Linked DNA regions of Homo sapiens: region 1 is linked to region 2. A link is an interaction called in ENCODE POLR2A ChIA-PET data of the cell type or tissue named here. Cell type or tissue: K562. All regions are shown on one strand. Region 1 has its middle 24 kb from the start of LINC02710. Region 2 overlaps PHF21A (PHD finger protein 21A).

The links. Peaks named below come from ENCODE experiments on the same cell type or tissue, not always from the same donor. Only the 100,000 strongest peaks of a DNase experiment are listed, where the experiment ranks them.
Region 1: POLR2A ChIA-PET joins it to region 2 with 10 read pairs; 3 of 35 experiments call an interaction of 5 or more read pairs at or near these places.

The regions. Positions count from the first base shown.
Region 1 is chr11:46,242,318-46,244,817 of GRCh38, reverse strand. No RefSeq gene overlaps it. Among named protein-coding and RNA genes, the nearest start is that of LINC02710, 24 kb to the right of the region's middle. RefSeq lists a silencer at 1,237-1,446, enhancers at 525-1,458, 1,459-2,392 and a cis regulatory region at 890-1,772. In K562, a CTCF peak has its summit at 1,115; a DNase peak (open chromatin) is centred at 1,357; H3K4me3 peaks cover 1,969 bases.
Region 2 is chr11:45,993,395-45,995,894 of GRCh38, reverse strand. All of the region lies in intron 6 of PHF21A (PHD finger protein 21A), which reads left to right. Among named protein-coding and RNA genes, the nearest start is that of LARGE2, 72 kb to the right of the region's middle. RefSeq lists an enhancer at 942-1,487 and a silencer at 1,928-2,109. In K562, a CTCF peak has its summit at 264; DNase peaks (open chromatin) are centred at 264, 1,384 and 2,004; H3K4me3 peaks cover 649 bases.

The DNA.
Region 1 (2,500 bases), 250 kb before region 2:
GCCATGTAGGCTCTGGAGACAGGCTAGTGGAGTTTGCATCCTGGCTCTGTGATCTTAGGCAAGTTACTTAACCTCTCTGTGCCTCATTTTTCTCCTTTAAAATGTAAACAACATCCACCTTCTGTGGTGTCATAAGGAGTAAGAACATGTAAAGTGCTTAGAATAATGCCTGAGACATTGACAATCACTCAATATGTTAGGTAGTATTACCTCCAGAGTTTTTGTTTGTTTTTGAGACAGGGTCTCACTGTCACCCAGGCTGGAGTGCAGTGGCACCATCATAACTCACTGCAGCCTCAACCTCCCGGGCTCAAGCAATCCTCCCACCTCGCCTCCCCGGTAGTTGGGACTACAGGCACGCGCCACTATGCCCAGCTAATTTTTGTGTTTTTAGTAGAGATGGGTTTTACCATGTTGCCCAGGCTGGCTGACCTCCCAAAGTGCTGGGATTACAAACATGAGCCATTGTGTCCAGCAATTACCAGAGTTTTTCACCAAATGTGGTAGACGAGACAATTTAGCATATATATATATATATATATATATATGGCTGGTCAAGTGAAGCAGTGTGAGTGGAGAAGAAAAGAAAAAAGAAAAGAAAGAAATCTGTAACTGAATGTGATCAGTTAGTTGCAAACACCACTGCACTCGGACCAGCCCATATATATATTTTTTATTTTAATAGTTTTGAATTTATTTTCAGCCTGTAGCTTTGCTAATGTTATTGCTTAGGGCAAAGCTATCTAAAAAAGGGAAACGGTTTAAAGTTAAAGAAAAAGTTAATAAAATAAAAGTCTATTAAAATATATAATAGTGGTGGAATGTGGACATGGAAGCAAACCGTGAAGGCAATATCCGAACAGCTGAAAATTTTGGAAAATAATCGGTGACGTCTCCTGCTCATAAAACCTAAAACAGATGAGCGAGGCAGAGGAGATACTGACAAAGGAGGTATCAAAATCTTGCCTCCTTTCCGCCCCGTAGCCACAATGCCTCCCTTCTTAAGAAAGTGTGTGGTGTGAGGGCCCAGACCCGCGAGGCTTGACTGTGCTTCCGAGCTGTGGATCCTGGACAGTGCTGCGGATCGGGGGCGCAGGAGAGGGACGCCGAATCCAAAGGCCCAAGTCTGGAAACCGAAGCCAACTTCCCAACTTCGCTCTGCCGGTGCGTTTGGGGAGATTTGGGCCTCTCTGATTTTTTTGGATCACTGGGTCAATCAGTCAGCCAATGCCTCGGGAGAAGTTTAATTAAGCTCAGATCGCAGGCGCGAGCTGCCAGAGGTCTCCCTGGCCGACCGGCCCCGCCCCCCGCACATCTGGTGAAAAGCTCCCCCTCCGCCCTTTGGGGCGGGGCCGCAGCCCGCGCATGCGCGTCGGCCCGGTTCCCGGCGCCCCGCAGCAGGACTCAACTCCCAGAACAGCGTTGCAAACTGTTGCATCAGACAGCAAGCAGCCGGTCGGGCTGCCAGGGTTTCTAGGAAGATAGGAAGGGTTTGAGATCCTCTGTGGTCGCCTGGGAGCTTTGGCTGTCACTCACGGTGTTTACATGCCGGTAACGCGATCCCCTAAAATATCAAGCTTGCACCCATCAGAGGAGGGCCATAGCCACAGGTGAAATTCCCTGAACGCCATTGCTCCTGTCCTCACTCCACGCCCTGACCCAGGCGGGACTAACTGAACTGGACTTCGTCTGCTTTATTAATGGCAAGGGCCCTGAAGGAATCAGCTGGGTTCGATTTCTCTTCCCAAGTACAAGAATGCCCCCTGAGGAATTTCTCACTCTGTGAAAGTGCAGAACTAATTTCCCCTGACAAGTGCTATTGCCGGTTCCCAAAAGGGTTTGGAAGGATCCCAGCAGAAATGTTCAGTGGTTTCCAAATCTCTTTACCCCAGCAGCTGGACACACAGACCCTGAGCTAGGAGCCCCTTTGGGCATCCAGAACTTCTTGGTGGGTGGACACACGTCCTTGACACATAGGTCTTCCTTTTGTCGTATCTCAGGCCCCTTGTTATGAAGACTTTGGATATTAGCCAGAAAATGCACAACCACAAATTCATGCACACATATATATTGAGCAGCACACATATACAATGAGTTCTCTGGGTCCAAATGGCTTTAGCAACTCAGGTCAGTGGAAAAGTCGTTCTTACGTTCCCTCACTCTTCCGGCCTCTGGGCCATTCTTCCTCAAAGAGAGAAAATAATGCTGTATCTAGAAGGGATAGGACAAGCTAAGCTGGTGGGTGGGATATTCAAGAAGAATGAGAGCACTGATTTGGAATCTAGTTTTTAAAGGGATTTTCAAGGACATAATCTGAATCCCATGGCTCAATCCTCTTTTTTTTTTTTTTTTTTGGAATGGGTCAAGACCAAGATCATTCAGTATTAATGGATTTTCCAGAAAGACAAAAACTGGCAATTTACCTTGAGCATTCTGCATCTTTAGGGTGTTGATGGTGAAAGTCTATTCCCTGTGAATAATTCTGAGAACTAAAACAGGC
Region 2 (2,500 bases):
TTGAATATTATGAAGATTACCAGAAGGTTTTTGAATCACTTTTGATTTAAATAAGCTCCCATCATTTGTTTACTGGTTTCCAGCTTTATGTTTTTGGTTTGTTTTTGTCTACACATGTATAATTGAGCTGAATATGTGTGCCAATAAGTAACAGAGCTGCGTTCAGCTTCTGCTTAAGTCTGCAGTATTAAAGTCTTCCTTTTGTTACATGTGCTGGTCTTGCAGACTCTGTAGAGCCTTATCAAATGCAGCCAGTTGGTGCTGCTGGTATGAAAGCACAGGGGAGCTCTCATGTGGAAGGTTAATGGAGTGTAATTATAAAGAAAAATGAACTGCTCAACCACTCTATCTCACTCTACCTGCACCAAGAGTGACAAGTGCTCTGATCTTTTATAAACCCGGGAGTAGAGGTTTAACCATCTAAAATTATGACAGTATAACTGTCACACAAACATGCTGTGAAGTATAGGTATGCACCCCTGTGTAAGAATGATTCCTTCCTGTTAGGGGAGTCTCTGTTAGGACAGGAGCACCTTCAGCCACCAAGAGCAGCTGCTTGTTAAACATTGCACTTTTGTGTCACTTCTTTTCCACTGAATTTGTTCCATTTTCTTTTCCTAAAAGTGCTTTCTCCCCTATGATTAGTGGCAAAAGTGGATAGCCTGCTGATGAGTGGGTTCGTTCCACTGTATCCCATCAGACAACAAATATCCATGCTTTCTCCAAGCAAGCCTATCACACTTGCCTTAGCAGCCAACCTGAAATCAGCTGTATTCTTATAAAGGGGATGGAAATAATTGTCTCTTCTCATTCTCAACATCTAAGCAGAGTAGACTCTAGGACGCTTAGGTACAGTCTGACAATTAGGTCTTTCTCCCAGGTCTGCATATAGCACAGAGATTATACACATTTCTGTGGGCTCAAGATGGAGTTAGATTCTTACGTCCTTTGGTTGAAAATATTATCAGAAATATTTAGTAAGGAAAATGCAGCACAGAGGGACAAGGACAGAGAAATACCAGGGAGACATTCAAAGCGTGTGATGACTAGACAAACTGTTACTAGTGTGTCACGTTGCCAGTGAATATTGCAAAGTCGTCCTACTACTGGAACATCTGAAGGGTAAGCTAAGCGAGCTGGGTTGCAGAGCTGGGTTGATTTAGAGCTTTTGCCAGCTCAGCACAGAGTTGAAATAAGGTGTTGCAGAATGATGCAACAGCAAAACCCCTGACATCTTGTTCTTACAAAGCCTAAAACATAACCACTCTTGGTGAGGCTGTGCTGCCTACTGAGATAAGTAAATTCAGCATCACATACATTAGGCCTGTGGAGACTAAGCAGAAGTGATGGCTGCGTCACTTACACAGCAGTCTTACTGACTGAGCCCTGGTCTTGCCTGATACGTGGAGGAGGGGCAGCCAGGATTCCTAGTAGCAGCTCTGAAAGCAGGGAGGCTGGTTTTAAAACCTCTCTGTGTGGTTTGTAATGGTATTTCCGCAGCCCCTTTGCATATGGGTTTTGATTATCTGAGCTCTATTTCAAAAGACAAATAGCTACATAATTTTTATGGCAGTAAGATAAATCTGTTAGTGAATCAAATTTTTAAATCCAGCTTTAGTGGATGGTAAGTAAAGTTTGCTATGATTTACTTTAAAAACCCACCAGAGCCCAACACTTTACCCAGTCTAAATGTTGCCAGTGTCCATTCCATTTTTAAAATTGAAGTCATTATTCCAGAATTGAAGTTTTTGGCTTGAGGCTGTAAGGTTAGCAACAGAATCTTAAAATTGTCCATCATACTATGTAGACGAGGAAGTATATCATTCTTGTTGGGTTGGCTCCAGCATTTATCCCTGCTCAGCTGCCCTGCCAAAGAGACTGTCTTGGATGACAGAAGTACAGTCTCCCTGGCACTTTGAAGCAAGTTATCTAGCCCTGCCCAGTCCCTTTAGGAACGTTCCCAGCCTTTCCAAGTACTTAGAGCAGTTTCTAGGAAATTCATCTCAGATAGGCACTGTCGGTGTAACAGGCTCCAGAGCTATCTCGCCAGCTGCCCGAGCCTCATCTCTGACCGTCCCGTTTCCCAGCATCACTGCATCCACTGGCTCCTCTCCTGCTTGGCCCTTTCAATTTATTGTGTAGGTTACTCTACTTCCTTGGATCTCAACAGCCTGACTCTGTTTCCTGGCAGTTGACTGTATCTAGAGAATATGACCAGAAAGGGACATCTCTCCCTGTTGGCCCAGCTCCCCATACTAGTGTACTCTGCATTCAGTCAGTCTGCTTGGATGCCACCCAACCTCCTGTGAGCCCCAGAAAAGTTGGCTCAGAAAAATGAGCTCCAGCTTTTTGTTAGTGAACAGAGCTTCATTCAAACTAGTTTTCCAGAGGGCAGGGATTCCATATTCTAGTCCCAGTTTTACTATCACAGAACTGTGTAACTTTTGATTGGTCACCCATCACCATGTGCCTCACTCTCCCCATCTGAATCAATGACAGT